Linked DNA regions of Homo sapiens: region 1 is linked to region 2. The links are chromatin loops, found by intact Hi-C in ENCODE. Cell type or tissue: heart right ventricle. All regions are shown on one strand. Each heading gives the region's core, and the rest is flanking DNA. Links, peaks and the distances in the headings are about the cores only.

Evidence for each region. A loop is a pair of places that touch in the nucleus more often than their neighbours do. Peaks named below come from ENCODE experiments on the same cell type or tissue, not always from the same donor. Only the 100,000 strongest peaks of a DNase experiment are listed, where the experiment ranks them.
Region 1: it touches region 2 in a loop (2.2-fold over the local background); 10 of 110 quality-filtered maps call a loop at or near these places.

The regions. Positions count from the first base shown.
Region 1 is chr16:21,070,644-21,078,643 of GRCh38, reverse strand. It overlaps DNAH3 (dynein axonemal heavy chain 3), which reads left to right. Exons shown (of 62, transcript NM_001347886.2): 21 at 3,083-3,197; 22 at 7,818-7,934. Among named protein-coding and RNA genes, the nearest start is that of DNAH3, 76 kb to the left of the region's middle. In heart right ventricle, for the core only: no CTCF peak of the experiment used is centred there; no DNase peak of the experiment used is centred there; H3K27ac peaks cover 472 bases.
Region 2 is chr16:20,923,533-20,933,842 of GRCh38, reverse strand. It overlaps DNAH3 (dynein axonemal heavy chain 3), which reads left to right. Exons shown (of 62, transcript NM_001347886.2): 62 at 336-732. The coding sequence ends at 689. LYRM1 (LYR motif containing 1) reads right to left here. Exons shown (of 4, transcript NM_001128302.3): 4 at 8,837-9,843. The coding sequence ends at 9,727. Among named protein-coding and RNA genes, the nearest start is that of LYRM1, 28 kb to the right of the region's middle. In heart right ventricle, for the core only: no CTCF peak of the experiment used is centred there; a DNase peak (open chromatin) is centred at 3,648; H3K27ac peaks cover 2,539 bases.

The DNA of each region.
Region 1 (8,000 bases), core at 1-8,000, 140 kb before region 2:
CAAAGCCTGTGATAGGGGCATATGGGGACCTGAGGCCTGTCAAGTGACTTGGCCACAGCCACACAGCCAGTGAGTACTGGAGGCTGGGCCTTGTGACTCTTTGTCTCATACTAATCTGGGCTGGCACCTGCCTTTATTAATTATTCCCTATATGCACACTCATTTTGGTCACCTCTCACAGGCCATATTTAAGTCAGTGACCACGCTGCTGAGGTCCTGATCAGTCCTTGTTTGTAATTTTCTGCTCCTAATCTTCCTCCCTTCTAGAGGCTAAATGAGGGTTCTCCGCTCTATTTAATTGGTCCTATTTGATTGAACACATATGAACAGTTCTATTAGTTGTTACTCTTTTTTTTTTTTTTTTTTTTGAGACGGAATTTTACTCTTGTTGCCCAGACTGGAGTGCAATGACATGATCTTGGCTCAATGCAACCTTCACCTCCCGGGTTCAAGCGATTTTCCTGCCTCAGCCTCCTGAGTAGCTGGGATTACAGGCGTGCGCCACCATGCCTGGCTAATTTTGTATTTTTAGTAGAGACGGGGTTTCACCATGTTGGTCAGGCTGGTCTCGAACTCCTGACCTCAGGTGATTCACCTGCCTTGGCCTCCCAAAGTGCTGGGATTACAGGAGTGAGCCACCGTGCCTGGCCTAGTTCTATTGCTCTTTCTAAGTAAGAGAAGGGAGAAGGCATATCATAAGGGTGGAAGAAGAAACACCAGGGTAGGAGTCAGATTAGGAGGAATTGGTGTCAATACCCAGTTCCAGGACTCCCTGGCTCTGTGATTTTGGACATGTCACTTGCTTCCTCTGAGCGTTGGTTTCCTGACCTATGAGTAAATATCAGATGGTCTCTTCTACACTCAAGGATGCAATGAAAGACAGGGCTGAGGCAGAGAGAACAGTCCCTCTTTCCACTTCCAAGAACTTGGCTTTCCAATTCTTTGCCACACCTCGGTTTTAGGACCCAGATCTCCATGTGGAAACAAGAAGAAAGGAATTTGTTTGCCTCTTCTCTCTCTCCCTCTATGCCCCTTTCTGTGGAATAGAGGGGCCATGGACGGGTGGACCCAGTATCAGGAAAATAGTAGGTGTTTTTGAAAAGGGAAGGGATGGGAAGTAGAGCAAGAGCCATCACATAAATTAACAGAGGTTCAAAATCTGAATAAGAAATCAGAATACTGGCCGGGCATGGTGGCTCACGCCTGTAATTCCAGCACTTTGGGAGGCCGAGGCGGGCGGATCACTTGTGGTCAGGAGTTCAAGACCAGCGTGGCCAATATGGTGAAACCCCGTCTCTACTAAAAATACAAAAATTAGCCAGGTGTGGTGGAGGGCACCTGTAATCCCAGCTGCTTGCGAGGCTGAGGCAGGAGAATCGCTTGAATCCGGGAGGCAGAGGTTGCAGTGAGCCAAGATCATGCCACTGCACTCCACCCTGGGCATCGCAGTGAGACTCCATCTGGGGGAAAAAAAAATAAAAGAAATCAGAATATGGGCAAATAAGGCATAAACAAAGATGGAAAGAAGAGGTCTTATTTTAGTGACCTTACAACAGTGGTTCTCAACTGGGGGCCATTTCCCACCCTTAAGGGACACTTGGAAATATCTGGAGACATTTTTGGTTGTCATGACTGGCAAAAGATGGGGCAGGGCTGGGGAGTCTGCTGCTGGTGTCTAGTGGGTAGAGACCAGGGATGCTGCTCAACACCCTAGAAGGTACGGTACAGCTCCCCATGACAATTATTTCAGCCTATGTGAGTTTGCTAGGTCTCATCAAAAGACAAAGCAACAAATTGAGTTATAGTCTAATTGGCTTTTAATCAAGATTCGTGAATCAGGGCAGCCTCTGTTTTCCAAAATAGAATGAGAGTTCCCACTGGGCAGTAGCACAATGGTAAGTTTTATAAGGAAACAGAACAATATGAAAAAAAAGGATTAATTAATGTCAGGTTATTTTTTTATGAGGGTTCAAGCAGAGGGAACTTCCTTATTCTCTGAGTCAGGTAGACTGGAATCTCCTGTTTTCAGGAAAAACTGTCCTGTTCTGGGATCTATCTCCTTCCTTAAAGATTCAGTTTGATTACATGCCATTTAGCGTGAGTGACTCCATTTTGGTTTGGTCTGGTCTGCTGGGGTCTAGTGCAGGAGCTCAGTCCGGAATAATGACCTCTCATAATTTTTGTTGAACAGGCTGCTCTTACAGCATACCACAGACTGAGTGGCTTACACAACAGAAATTTATTGTCTCATAATTCTGGAGGCTTAAAGTCCAAGGCCAAGTTGTAGGCAGGGTTGGTTGCTTCTGAGGCCTCTCTCCTTGGCTTGCAGATGGCTGTCTTCCCCTATGAATTGACATGGTCTTCCCTCTGTGTGTCTGTGTCCTAATCTCTTCTTATAAGGTCACCAATTATAATGGATTAAGGCCCACCCTCATGACTTATTTTAATTTAATTACCTCTTTAAAGATCCTTTCTCCAAATAGAGTTACATTCCAAGATATTAGGGGTTAGAATTTCAATATATGAATTTTTGAGGAGACAATATTTAACCCATAACACAGCCCAAAAAGTCAACGGTGCCAAGGGTGAGAAACCCTGCAAAACACTGGCGGTAGCTGGCAGATCTTAGAGCAGGATAGTAAACCTTTTGGTCAAATTAAGGGCTTTTGGAGATTCTCCTAAGACTGAGCTGAAATTCCTCCCTTTTTTTTTTTTTTTTTTTTTTTTTTGAGACAGGGTTTACTCTGTTTTCCAGAGTGGAGTGCAGTGGTGAAATCACGATCTCAGCTCACTGCAGCCTCTACCTCCCAGGCTCAGGCGATCCTCCCACCTCAGTCTCCTGAGTAGCTAGAACTACAGGCATACACCACACCTGGCTAATTTTTGTGTTTTTAGTGGAGATGGGGTTTTGCTATATTGCCCAGGCTGGTCTCGAACTCCCGACCTCAAGCAATCTTCCCTCCTCGGCCTCCCAAAGTGCTGGGATTACAGGCATGAGCCACCATGCCTGGCCTGAAGTTCCTCCTTTGATGTGTCTTCTCTGCCTCCTGTTGATGTTGCTGTTGCTGTGTTCTCTCTTTAGATTGGAGCCCATTGGTGCAGCTGCCAGCAAGGAATACTCTCTGGAGAAAAACTTGGATAGAATGAAGTTGGATTGGGTTAACGTGACGTTCAGCTTCGTGAAATACAGGGACACTGTGAGTCTCACTGCAACCGCAGCCCCTTTTGAAAGCAGCCCCATTTATTATGCAATAGATTACAGAAACGATTCATTCAGAATGGCAACAGAACTCACAGAGAAATAATCGCTCATGTCTTGATTGTTTCCTACTGTCTGCCTTTCTGTGTCAGTCACCTTTCCTGTCAGCACCACCGAAGAGATTCATTCTTCAAATCAGACAAGTCTTTTGATTCAGAGCAAGAGGCTTTCTCAGTGCAAAGGAACCAAGCAAGCCTCTAAATCAGCACCTCCCAGTGAAGGTGCAGGCTTGTACACCATTCCAAAGCTTCCCAGTCCCGTCAGAAGCACAGGGGCAGACAATGACTAGTGTTTCTCAGATGTCAATGCATGCAGGAATCATCGGAGATCTTGTTGAAATGCGGGTTCTGATTCAGCAGGTCTGGGATGGAATCTAGGATTCTGCAGATCTAACAAGCTCCCAGATAATATTGATCAATTTTGAATAGTAAGGGTGTAGGTTTCTTTCTTTTCACTTGCACTTGTAGAAAACACAGGAGTTTGTACAGTGCATGCGAAGGTGCTACACACCCAAAGCATTTGCTCAGCTGTCGTTAGGGTCTGGCTTGCTTTTGGGATAGGGTGTGAGGTAGGGATGAGGGTTGCAGCTCTTGGGGAGCTGTAAATCATGGAGGCAACAGGTTGATACACACATCCTGCAGACCATTGGTTCTTTTTTTCTTTCTTTTTTTGAGATGGAGCCTTGCTCTGTCACCCAGGCTGGAGTGCAACTGCGTGATCTCGGATCACTGCAACCTCTGCCTCCCAGGCTCAAGCGATTCTCATACCTCAGCCTCCCGAGTAGCTGGGATTACAGGTGCCCGCCACCATGCCCAGCTAATTTTTATATTTTCAGTAGAGATGGGGTTTCATCATGTTGGCCAGGCTGGTCTTGAACTCCTGACCTCAAGTGATCTGCCCACCTCCGCCTCCCAAATTGCTGGGATTACAGGTGTGAGCCACCACGCCAGGCCCAACCATTGATTCCTAAAGCAGTGCTTCCAAACCTGCATTGTAGAATCATCTGGAATGCTTTAAAATCTCCCAATGGATTCTTCCTGGCTCCTCCCCTCCCAGAATGCCTGGGCATCTGTATTTTTCAGGCACCCCTGGTTTTTCTCATGTGCAATGTAGATTGAGAACCAAAAGCTCCCAAGCCTCCCTCCTTCCCCAGGCTGCATGTTATCTACTTGTGACTTCTTTCCCTATTCAGTTTAAATGGTTGGAGTGTCTTGATTTCACTCAAGGAAGAGCTGTAGGGGTGAAAAGGTGTGATCCCTTTCTTCACCTAGCATGAAGGTCATTCACCGCCAATACTCCTATAATAAAAGACAGATTAACAAGAGAAAAGCATTAAAATTTTATTTAATCAAAGTTTTACATGACTTTGGAACCATCGAAAGTGAAGACCCAGGGAAAACTGTGTTTTGGGGCTTAGGTTTGATGAAGAATGGACAGCTGTATGGAAATGAAATTGAACAAAAGCGTATGGTATAATGGTCTAGACTCCATGGGAAGCCTAGCAAGACCTGCTGTTGAGATTCTTCTTGGTCTCTCTGTGTAGCAGTCCTTCCTCCCAGGCATAGGGCAAGACCCCCTCAGGAACGACAGTCTTGTGACCCACTATCAGACAAGGTTGCTCAGAGAATTTCCTTATGGCCGGCTGTCTTGGTCAGAGTGATATTTCAGGATTTTATGCTTGCTTCGGGCAAGAGGAGTTTAGTTTCTATGGACTGTCTTAGGGGAAAGATAAAGGAGCAGGAGAAAGGCAGAAAAAGATGGACAGAAAGATCTTGCTTCCAAGGCCTTCCAATGTCCTTCAGTTCAAAATACTCAGCAAATCAAGGTGCAATGCTTCGGGGTATCATGTTCTGAGACCCAACAGAACTATACATGATCTGATGAGAGGGAAGAGAGCTGAGGGCACAGGGCCTCATTACTGAGCCTCTCCCAGCAAGGGTGACCCAGCCACCATGGGTCTCAGAAGCGTGGCTGCATGATCAGCTTGGATTAGACACTGCTATAGAGGCTGTTGGGGTGACAAGAGGAGTATAAGCTAGGAGACCTGGGGAACAGCTCACTTATACCTGGCCAATCTGCAGAGTTTTTGCCTAAAGTAACTACAGACAAGGATCAGTAGCTAAATGGGGATCAAGAAACCACTTTATTAATAGCCCAACATACCTCCCAATGCTGAGCTACTGGTAAAACATAGATAAGAGAATACATGCTAGGCCCAAATTTAGCCTCCTAGATTAGACTTGAAAGAAGTGAGAACAGAGCGAGAAAGACCAAACCTGCCCCAGGGTCAGACCCTTGTCAGCTTGCTTGCCACAATGGCCCAGGAGAAAAAGTGCCACCCACAGGGCCTGGCCTTTAAGGCACACCTTAGACCTTACCTACTTGTAAAACAGGACCACTTGGTCAGGCTTGGTGCCTCACACCTATAATCCCAGCACTTTGAGAGGTCCAGGTGAGAGGATCACTTGAGCTCAGGAGTTCGAGAACAGCCTGGGTAACACAGCAACACCCCCTCTCTACAAAATAATAATAATAATAATAGTAATAATAATAATAATAATAATAATAATTAGCTGAGTATGGTGATGTGCACCAGCTACTTGGAAAGCTATTTGGGAAGCTGAGGCAGGGAGATTGCTTGAGCCCAGGAATTTGAGGCTGCAGTAAGCTATGATTGCAATATTACACTCCAGCCTGGGTGACAGAGTGAGACCCTGTCTCAAAAAAGACCCAATAAATGTATAAAACAAGCCAGGCATGGTGGCTCGTGCCTGTCATGCTTGTAATCCCAGCATTTTGGGAGGCTGAGGCAGGCAGATCACTTGAGGTCAGGAGTTTGAGACTAACCTTGCCAACATGGTGAAACCCCATCTCTGCTAAAAGTACAAAAATTAGCCCGGTGTGGTGGTGCTTGCCTGAAATCCCAGCTACGCAGGAGGCTGAGGCAGGAGAATGAATTGAATCTGGAAGGCAGAGGTTGCAGTGAGCTGAGATCATGCCACTGCACTCCAGCCTGGGCAACAGAGCAAGACTGTCTCAAAAATAAATAAATAAATACATGGCACATGTATACATATGTAACCAACCTGCACGTTGTGCACATGCACCCTAAAACTTAAAGTATAATAATAATAAAATTAAAATTAATTAATTAATTAATTAATTAAACAAAGGTCCCCAAACTTTCTTGGTTCACAATGGCTTTGTGTCTAAGTACTTTTTTCACAGTGCCCTTAGGCCAAAAGAAATACCTAATAGCTTTGTTTATGCAGTAATTAGGTCCAAACAACTTAATAAGGATTTATGCTCTAACAACTTAGGCACTGTTTGAAAAAAATACACCTACAATGAAAGAAAAACTAATAGCTGTATTTTATTTTTAAATAACCAGAATCATTCACTCTGAGTTGGCTGCGGTGCCCCGGGGCACATCAGTTCACAGTGTGGAAACCGCAGGTCTAGGCCTAACCAGTCAGATTAGCAGCCGATCTTCCTACCCAAGGGAAAGGAGAGCCAGGAAAGCAAGTGAAGAAGCAGGAATATAGGGAAAGGGGAAGAAATCTTCCTCCCCAGCAGATTATGTCTATGAGTCTTGGATTAGACTGTATTTGACTTCTGCAAAGGAGGTGGACAATAAATGTCTTTTTAAAAAAAAAATTTTTAGAGATGGGGTCTTGCTATGTTGCCTAGGCTGGTCTTGAATTCTGGGACTCAAGCGATCCTCCTACCTCAGCCTCCCAAAGTGCTGGGATTATGGGCATGAGCCACCTTGTCCAGCCTAAATATCTTTAATAACATTTTCAAGGAAGAAAGTAGAAGTCCTATTCCCTGCAAGACATAGATTCCTACTCCATGAGAGTGGAGTTCTGAGCTGGGAGGTCCTAAGGGATCAGCATGAAAAATGGGGAGGTAGCTGGATGCAGTGGCTCAAGCCTGTAATCCCAACACTTTGGGAGGCTGAGGCAAGAGGATCACTTGAGGCCAGGAGTTCGAGACCAGCCTGGGCAACACAGTGAGACCCCATCTCTTAAAAAAAATATCCAGGCTGGGTGTGGTGGCTCATGCCTGTAATCCCAGCACTTTGGGAGGCCGAGGCGGGTGGATCACCTGAGGTCAGGAGTTTGAGAGCAGCCTGGCCAATGTAGTGAAACCCTGTCTCTACTAAAAATACAGAATTAGCAGGGCGTGGTGTCATTTGCCTGTAATCCCAGCTATTCAGGAGGCTGAGGCAGGAGAATCACTTGAACCTGGGAGGTGGACGTTGCAGTGAGCCGAGATTCTGCTGGTGCCCTCCAGCCTGGGCAACAGGAGTGAAACTCTGTCTTAAAAAAAAAAATCCAGGCATGGTGGCATATGCCTGTAGTCCTACCTACTTGGGAGGCTGAGGCAGGAGGATCCCTTAAGCCCAGGAGTTTGAGGCTGCAGTGAGCTAGGATTGAGCCATTGCACTCAGGCCTGGGTGAGGAGACCCTGTCTCAAATAAATAAATTTTTAAAAAAGGAAAAGAAAAATGGGGAGGTTTCACAATCTTGACAGGGTGGGGCATCTTTATTTACAGGATACAAACATCTTGTGTGCAATTGATGACATTCAAATGCTACTTGATGATCACGTGATAAAGACCCAGACCATGTGTGGCTCCCCATTCATCAAACCAATAGAAGCAGAATGCCGGGTAAGAGGAAATGAAGTTGAATGCTTTGAGGTGTTTCGTTAGCTCTGGGTTTCTCAGAGGAGGGGA
Region 2 (10,310 bases), core at 1-8,000:
ATCTAACCCCTCACTTTATAAATCCAGATCCAGAAAGGGAAGGGATTGTGCAATCACTAAGCTAGTTAGAGGTAATGTGTTAGAATAATGTGACTCCTACTTGAGTGCATTCTCTAGCCCACCATTGGGAAGGGCAGCATACTGACCAGGAGTCAGGCCTGGCCCATGTATGGTGGGCAGGAATATTATCACAGAAGCCCCATTGTCCCTGGATCCTGGGAGAGGTAGATATTGCAACCAGGTTGCACTTTGAGTATCAGAAGATTCCAGGCTCTTAAAGCTGCCCATGTAGGAAAATGGCAGGCAATGGAGCTCATAGCTTTTTATTCTTCCAGGTAACCCCACAAGAAACAGTGATGGAGAATAACCCCGAAGATGGGGCCTACATCAAAGGGCTCTTCTTAGAAGGTGCCCGTTGGGACAGGAAAACGATGCAGATTGGGGAATCTCTCCCCAAAATCCTCTATGACCCACTGCCCATCATTTGGCTGAAACCTGGGGAGAGCGCAATGTTTCTGCATCAGGACATCTATGTGTGTCCAGTCTACAAAACAAGTGCCCGCAGAGGAACCCTCTCCACCACAGGCCACTCTACCAACTATGTCCTCTCCATTGAGCTTCCAACAGACATGCCCCAGAAGCACTGGATAAACCGAGGGGTGGCCTCACTGTGCCAGCTGGATAACTGATGGCATTTGTCTCAAGACAGAAAATAAAAAGCATTTCATTCTTTTTGTTTTGAGACAGTCTTGCTCTGTCACCCAGGCTGGAGTGCAGTGGCATGAAATCAGCTCACTGCACCTTCCGCCTTCCAGGTTCAAGTGATTCTCGTGCCTCAGCCTCCTGAGTAGCTGGGATTACAGGCACACACCACAATGCCAGGCTATTTTTTTGTATTTTCAGTAGAGACAGGGCTTTTGCCATGTCGCCCAGGCTGGTCTCGAACTCCTGAGCTCAGGCAATCCACTCCCCCTTTGGCCTCCCAAAGTGCTGGGATTACAGGCGCCACCGCGCCTGGCCAAAAGGCATTTCATTCTTTTTATTTTATTTTATTATTATACTTTAAGTTCTAGGGTACATGTGCACAACGTGCAGGTTTGTTACATACGTATACATGTGCCATGTTGGTGTGCTGCACCCATTAACTCATCATTTACATTAGGTGTATCTCCTAATGCTATCCTTCCCCCCCCACCCTCCCCACCCCACGACAGGCCCAGGTGTGTGATGTTCCCTTTCCTGTGTCCAAGTGTTCTCATTGTTCAATTCCGACCTATGAGTGAGAACGAAGGCATTTCATTCTTGATGATGGTGGTGGTGATGATGTTGATGACAATTATATTAATAAAGCAATTGCTATGAGCCAGGTATTTCCTAGCAACTCTATAAAGTACATTATTATTATTATCCTCATTTTATGGCTGCAGAAACCATGATACAGAGAAGATAAGTAATCTCCCCCAAATCAGATAGCTACTCAAGTAGTATCTGAATACAGGCAGTGGGACTCTTCAACACAGACTCTTGGTCAGTTGGCTAAGCTCCCTTATGGTGATTTTCTTCTTCTGAGACAGTTTCTTGCTCTGCTGCCCTGGCTGGAGTGCAGTGGCACAATCTCGGCTCACTGCAACCTCCGCCTCCCAGGTTCAAGTGATTCTCGTGCCTCAGCCTCCCAAATAGCTGGGATTACAGGTGTGCACCACCATGCCTGGCTAATTTTTGCACTTTTAGTAGAGACGGGGTTTTGCTATGTTGGCCAGGCTGGTCTCGAATTCCTGGCCTCAAGTGATCCGCCCGCCTTGGCCTCCCAAAGTGCTGGGATTACAGTCGTGAGCCATCGCACCCAGTCTTATTTTTTTTCTTTTTATTTTGCTGTAACTGTCATTGAATTTCAATCACTTCTTTCCTAGTCTATCCATAAGGGAGACCACCAAGGCCTCTCAAAGGTTGACAGAGGTTTGGGCCACTTTTATTTGCTAAGCCCCTTGATACATTTAAAATGGACTCTTTTTGGTATTTAAGGGCAAAAAATAAAATGCACTTTTCACAACAATCTTAGATGGGAGGTGTTATCATTATCTCCACTTTACAGAGGAAAATGCAGAGATTTAGAAAACTAGCCCAAAGTTCCACAGCTAGTCAGTGATAGAACTGGGACGCAATTGTTTCTCTACTAGCCTGCACAGATGGGTGGAAATTTCCCGAGGAAAGGGGAGGTGAGAGAAGCAATCTTTATTGCATGCCTACTATATGCCATGCTTTGTGCCCAGGCCTTTAGATTTCTCACTTGATCCTCTGTGGTGGGAAGGCCTGTCCTCTCCCTTGGAGGTTCAGAGAGATTATCGTCCCTAAAATCGCTCAGCTTTTTCACACTGCAAAGCCTGGTTTGTGCTGGTCTGGCTCTTGAACCCATGCATTTTTCACCGCCACACGCTGCCTCCCTGCCAAGGACTTGGCTCTGTTTTGATGTAGAATCTTAGAAGAGATGTGTAGCTCCAACTACACAACTATGTCCAAGAAATTTCAATCACTTGTTTCTCCCCAGGGCCAGCTGGAAGAGACTCTTGAGGGAGATAAAAATCACATTCTTGATGCATTACTTCTTCACTAACTCTCTCATGTAGTCTTGTGGCACTAAGTGGCTTATTTCAGGGCCCTGTCTTGGTCACTTCGTAGTTGAGCAAAGACATGAGACTGTTTGGGGGTTTTCATGTGTCTGGCCTTGGCTTCTCTGCCTCTTCACTAGAAGAAATGTTTTGAATCAGGGTCTTTGATTTCTTTTTTGTTGTTGTTGAGACAGTCTTGCTCTCTCACCTAGGCTGGAGTGCAGTGGCACAATTTTGGCTCACTGCAACCTTCGCCTCCCAGGTTCAGGCAATTCTCCTGCCTCAGCCTCCCATGTAGCTGGGATTACAGGTGCCTGCCACCATGCCTGGCTAATTTTTTTATATTTTTAGTAGAGACAGGGTTTCACCATGTTGGCCAGGGTGGTCTCAAACTCCTGACCTCAAGTGATCCACCCATCTTGGCCTCCCAAAGTGCTGGGATTACAGGCATGAGCCACTGCACCCGGTCAAAAGCTATTTTTTCAAGAAAGAAATATAAATGTTCTCCAATGGGGGAAAAATCAGAATGAACAGATAGCTGGAACTATCCTATTGTTCCAAATAAGATTGTTAGTCATTTTGGATAGAAGGATGGTCAGGATCTCAAATCCCTGATTCTTGGACTGGTAGGTAAATCACAACGCAAGCTGTAAAGGAGCTGTCAGTGAGGGGGTTGCTAAGAGAACAACTGAATTTTAATTATAGTTCTCCAACCACAGCTTCAGCAACAAAAAGCTGAGGGAGGCAGGGACTGGTCTCATTCCTCAGGGGTCAAGGGACAGACTGTTTTCATATGATGGATTAAATTTTTGTAATTTAAAAAATGTTCTCTACTTTGAAGAGAAAGACTGCTTGAAATTTGAGGTCATTTTCTATTCGGGCCAATGTGGTAGTTAATGTCTCCTCCTGTGAAAGAGCAATATGCTATTCAGAAATCATGGTGAGTTAGAGGCTGGAGTCCTGGGGAAGAGATGGCCAGAGATCAGCTCGGTGAGAAGCTGCAGGCCTTGCCTATAAATAGCTCAGCAGATGACATCAGACAAACCTTGTCACCAAGCTAGTCCTTGTTCTTTAAAAATCTAGCTCTTGGGGGCCGGGTGCGGTGGCTCACTCCTGTAATCCCAGCACTTTGAGAAGCTGAGGCAGGCGGATCACCTGAGGTCAGGAGTTCAAGACTAGCCTGGCCAACATGGTGAAACGTCGTCTCTACTAAAAATACAAAAATTAGCTGGGTGTGGTGGCGGGCGCCTGTAATCCCAGCTACTCAGGAGGCTGAGGCACGAGAATTGCTTGAACCTGGGAGGTGGAGGTTGCAGTGAGCCAAGATTGTGCCACTGCACTCCAGCCTGGGTGACAACAGTGAAACTCTGTCTCAAAAAAAAAAAAAAAATCTAGCTCTTGGGTAAGCAGTTAGGTTCAGTCCTTATCAGTGTTGGAAGATAATTACATTGAAGGTGGGGATGTAGGGAAGGTGGGTTCTGCCTTTGAGAGACTCAAGATGGGGATTTTATAGTTTTGGAGAGAAAGTGAGGAAAATACTATTAAGAACAGAACACAGGTTACATGGAAGGTTTGAGAGTAAATTGACAATTATGCTTTTGTGTAACAGTATACACATGTTTGCAAAGGGGCTAGGCATGTAAAATTCACACTAAGGCAAATGGAAGATGCTCAAAGGCTGGCTAGCAATGAGATGGACTTTCATCCTGAAAAGGCTGGGTGAGAAGGCTGATTTCTACACTCAGTAGAGTAAGGCAAAAATGCAAATAATTAAAATCACCTTGAGTTACTTAGAAAGGAACTTTCCCATCTCCCATGATGGAGATGAGAGACATGTCTCACTTGGTCCAGCACAGCCAGTTTTTCCTCCAAGCAGAAACAGATGGGTTTCACTGGCTGACCACCAGATGAAGTAGTTGGCTTGATTTCATAAGCCCTATGTTGCATGGGAAACAATTAATTTTAGACATTAGAACCATCTCTGGACAGGGAAATGCCTCTACAATGAGACCAGCTGGAAGGAGAGTGGCTGAAGGAACAGCAGATTCATGTCTCTCAATTCAAGCTAGGCTGGGCTATGTGCTCACTGAATGGCCATGGGAAGGCCAGAACACCTGCCAGCATATTTACATTTCTCTGTCTCTTTTCACCAAAGGCTTTGCTGTGGTTTGAATGTATCCCCCAAAGTTTATGTGTTAGAAAATCCCCAAGCAACAGTGTTGAGAAGTGCAACCTTTAGGAGGTGATTAGGTCAGGAGGTCACAGATAATGTTATTGCCAGAGTGGGTTTGTTATAAAAGTCAGTTCAGACCGGGCGCAGTGGCTCACTCCTGTAATCCCAGCACTGCAGGATGCCGAGGCAGGTGGATCATCTGAGGTCAGGAGTTCGAGACCAGCCTGGGCAACATAGTGAAACCCGTCTCTATTAAAAATGCAAAAAAAAAAAAAAAAAAAAAAAAATTAGCCAAGCGTAGTGGTGGGCGCCTGTAGTCCCAGCTACTTGGGAGGCTGAGGCAGGAGAATGGCCTGAACCCAGGAGGCGGAGCTTGCAGTGAGCCGAGATCGCGCCACTGCACTCTAGCCTGGGTGACAGAGCGAGACTTGTCAAGAAAACAAACAAACAAAAAAACAACAAAACACACACACACACACACAAAATTAGCCGAGTGTAGTGGCAGGCGCCTGTAATCCCAGCTGTTTGGGAGGCTGAGGCAGGAGAATTGCTTGAACCCAGGAGGCAGAGGTTGCAGTGAGCTGAGATCGTGCCATTGCACTCCAGCCTGGGCAGCAAGGGCAAAACTCTGTTATCAGAGGAAAAAAATAAATAAATAAAAATTAAAAAATAAAAGTTCAGCTCTCTCTCTCACTGTCTTTCACCATGTGATGACTTCTGCCATATGATGACACAGAAAGAAAGCCCTCGCCAGATGTGGGCTCCTCAAATTTGGACTTCGTGGCCTCTAGAACTGTAAGAGAGAAATCTCTGTTCTTTATAAATTACCCAGTCTCAGGTATTCTGTTACAGCAGCACGAAATGAACTAAGACAGAAAATTGGTACCAAGAAGTAGGGCTGCTGCAATAACAAGAACCTGAAAATGTGGAGGCAGCTTTGGAACTGGGTAATGGGTAGAGGCTGGAAGAATTTGGAGGAGCAGGCTAGAAAAAGCCTAGGTTGCTGTGAATGGAGCATTAAGGGCAATTCTGGTGAGGGCTCAGAAGACGGGAGCTGTAGTAGGAGCCTAAATCTTTTAGAGACTACTTAAGTTGTTGTGATCAAAATGTTGGTAGAAAATTGGATAGTAAAGACCATTCTGATGAGGTCTCAGATGGAAATGAGGAACAAGGTATTAGAAACTGGAGTAAAGTCCATCTTTGTTATACAGTTGCTAATAACTTGGTGGAACCATGTCTATGTCCTAGGACTTTGTGGAAGGCAGAACTTAAGAGTGATGAACATATCTGGCAAAAAAAAAAAAAATATCTAAGCAGCAAAGCATTCAAGGCTTTGAATGGCTTCTTTTGGTGGCTTATAGTAAAATGAGAGAAGAAAGAAATGACTTAAAGATGGAATGTGTGATGAAAAAGGAAGCAGAATAAGATTTGGAAAATTCTCAGCCTGTTGCCCAGGCTGGAATGCAGTGGCATGATCTCTGCTCACTGCAACCTCTGCCTCCTGGGTTCAAGCGATTCTCCTGCCTCAGCCTCCCAAGTATCTGGGATTACAGGCACCCGCCACCACGCCCAGCTAATTTTTGTATTTTTAGTAGAAACGGGGTTTTGCCGTGTTGGCCTGATCTCGAACTCCTGATCTCAGGTGATCCACCCACCTCGGCCTCCCAAAGTGCTGGGATTACAGGCATGAGCCACTGTGCCTGGATTTAAAGAATTTTTAAAAAGCATGTTCAGTAGAGAAAATTAAGGGTTTGGTCAAGCAGCCCTTTTAAAAGAGATTAATATGAGTAGAAGGAAGCCAGGGTTTATTCATCAAGACAATGGGAAAATAACCCCAAAGGCATTTCAGAGATCTTTGAGGCAAGCTAGGACCTTGAGGGCAAGGTTTCCAGAGAGGTGCAGATAAATTCCAAGCTCAGCTGCCCCAGCCATGGCTCAAATGGGCCCACATGGGTCCTGCCACTCCAGAAAGTACAAGCTGTAGATCAGTATCATTATATATATATATATATATGTATTGAAACATCAAATTGCACCCTATAAATATATACAATTATAATGTACAATTTGTCCCATTTCTGTTTAGATACAATGTGTCAATTAAAAAGATAATTTTTGTAAAAGTACAAGCCGTGAACCTTGGCAGCATCCATGTGATGCTAATTCTACAGGTGCACAGAAAACAAGTGCTGTGGTGCCTTGGCAGGCTCCACCTCCATCTCAAAGGATGTTGCAGACAGTCTGGGGACTCAGGAAGACATTTGTCACAGGGGCAGGGCCATTTCAGAGTCCCCACTAGGGCAATGGCTAGTGGAGCCATGAGAGTGGGGCAGTTCTTGAGGCCCCAAACTGTAAGGCCGCCAGTGTGTAACTCCAGCCTGAGATAGCTGCAGGCATGAGATTCCAACCCATGAGAGATGCTGCATAGACCGAGTCCAGCTGCCTGAGGCCTTGGGGGGCCAATTTCCTACCCCAGTGTGCCCAGGATTTAGGACATGCAGTCAAAGATGAGTATTCTGATATCTTCAGTTTTTTTTTTTGTTGTTTTTTTTTTGAGATGGAGTCTCGCTGTGTTGCCAGGCTGGAGTGCAGTGGCGTGATCTTGGCTCACTGCAACCTCCACCTCCTGGGTTCAAGCAATTCTCCTGACTCAGCCTCCCGAGTAGCTGGGATTACAGGTGTGTGCCACCACACCCAGCTATTTTTTGTATTTTTAGTAAAGACAGGGTTTCATCATGTTGGCCAGGATGGTCTTGATCTCTTGACCTCGTGATCCACCTGCCTCGGCCTCCCCAAGTGCTGGGATTACAGGCGTGAGCCACCATGTCTGGCCTATCTTAAGATTTGATATTGTTTTCTATCTTGGGTTTTACACTCACTTGGGAAGTTACCCCTTTCTTCTTGCCTATTTCTTCCTTTTGGAATGGGAATGCCTATTTGATGCCTGTCCTGCAATTGTATCCTGGTAGTAGATAAAACAGGCTCACAGCTGGAGGGAAATTTACCTCAGGATGAATTGTGCCTTGAGCCTCACCCATATCTGATTTAGATCAGTCTGGAATTTGGACTTTTGAGTTGACACTGAAACAAGTTGAAACTTCTGGGCTACTGGGATAGAATGTATTTTGCATGTGAGAATGACATGAGTTTTGGGGGCCAGGGATAGAATGCTATGATTTAAATGTGTCGTCTGAAGTTCATGTGTTGGAAACTTAATCACCATTGCAACAGTGTTGAGAAGTAGGGCTTTTAAGAGGGGATTAGATCATGAGAGCTCTGCCCTCATGAATGAATGTCATAATGGCAGGTGTGAGTTCATTATCACGAGACTGGGTTTGTTATAAAAGTGAGTTTGGCCCTCTCTCACTCTCTCTCACCATGTGATGCCTTCTGCCTTATAACGACACAGCAAGAAGGCCCTCACCAGGTGCAGACTCCTCAATCTTGTAGTTCCTGGCCTCCAGCACTGTTAAGACATAAATCTCTGTTTTTCATAAAGTACCTAGTGTTAGATATTCCATTATAGCAGCACAAAGTGTACTAGTTGCATTTGTGTTAAATATGCACACACTGAGGCCTGGCGTGGTGGCTCACGCCTGTAATCCCAGCACTTTGGGAGGCTGAGGCGGGCGGATCACCTGAGGTCAGGAGTTCAAGACCAGCCTGACCAACATGGAGAAACCCCGTCTCTACTAAAAATACGAAATTAGCCAGGCATGGTGGCACATGCCTGTAATCCCAGCTACTCGAGCGGCTGAGGCAGGAGAATTGCTTGAACCCAAGAGGCAGAGGTTGCGGTGAGCTGAGATTGCACCATTGCATTCCAGCCTGGGCAATGTGAGCAAAACTCCGTTTCAAAAAAAAAAATTTTATATATATACATATACTATTACTCCACTGATACAGCATCATATTTGTTCCCTACGTTATTGCCAAACCCTGTGATAAGTTACCTTGAGTGAGTGTGAAAACGTGTGCTCTTCCTCATAGGAGTAGGTTCCAGCTATTTCTTCTGAGGGTCAGGAGTCCATTTTGAAAAAGAATAGACAGACAAAAATTGATAGTGCTTTGTCTTTATTTCTGATGCCCATCTTCTTCAGAGGTTAAGAAGAAATGACACTGATGTACAAATGACTCACCAAGGGACTCTCACCTGACTCTACCCTTGCAGGGGTGGAATAAATCCCTTCTATTTTCAAGTCTATTTGTCCCATTTCTGTTTAGACATAATTTGAAAGCCAGCTTGGACCTTGTACTTTTCAATTATGTTAACGTAAAATACTCGTAACGAATGTAGTATGAGTTTAAAGTGAGCTTTTCAGATCCTATAAGTGCATCCTAAGTAATGACAGGCTTTAAGATAAGGAATATATGCATTTTGTTAAGGCAGAAATCTCATAAAATTTCATGAAAAACCATGGTCAATCCAATGATGCACTTTTTAAGACAAGTTTGTCTGGAAACTGGAAGGGTCAAAAGACAACAAAAAAGCACACACCAAAAAACCTCACTTTAAGCAAATCTATAACTTGAAAAAAAAAAAGCCTAAGAATATTCTGAGAGTGGTACATAGTTTTATAGTAGCCACAGTAACTTCCAGTGACTGGCAAATTTCTTTGCATCAGCTGGCATGTGTGGTGAATGGAATTCCCATGAACAGCTCTTACATCCTTCCGCTTTCCTTCTACAGGCCTCGGTCTTGTTTCCAAAGGTGACTGCAGTGAGGATGTAAGGTCCATGACCTCTAGGGATAATGCCATCCACTCAGGAAGAAAGATGCTGAGAAACTCTAGGGATATCTAAGTTTACATCACAGGGGGAGAATCAATTGTGGAGGTTTTAAGAAGACATTTGAATTTTTGCCCCTAATCAAGAAGTGTTTTGCCATCTGGTTTACATTCAATAACTAGTTGGCTCATCATTTGCAGAAATAAACTTTCCTCTAGATTAGGAAACTTCATCATGAGATCTGAGATATACTGGTTTGGAAAGTTTCCTCAGTTTCTCTTGGCTTCGAAGTCCCCGGCCTCGGAGTGGGGTAAGGCCCATTGGAGGCAGATGAATCTGAATAAGAACAATAATATGAAGAATCATATTCATCATCATTGCAGCAGCTCATATTCACTGAGGATCTACTCAGAAAGTACCATATTCTCTGCTAAGTGCTGTATCTACATTGATTCATTAATCTTTACACAAGTTAATCCTACAACAACCTCATAAGGGATTATTATTCTAATATTTACAGATGAGGAAATGAAACCTCAGAGAAGTTAAAAAACTTGCTTAAGGTTATACATTAAGAAGGGAAGCCAGGATTTGAACCCAGATCTGTCAGATTCCAGAGCCTGTGCTCTTTGCTATATCGCCTGCATAGAGGAGAAAAAACGAGCATGGATCACATAGCAAGTTGAGAATCCAAAGAAGGGGAGAAAAGTGTGTGTATATAAAGATGTTCTGTGCATAGTAGAAAACTGGGATCAAACTAACTGCCTAGCAAGAGAGGGGCTGGTTAAATTATGGCTGGGATG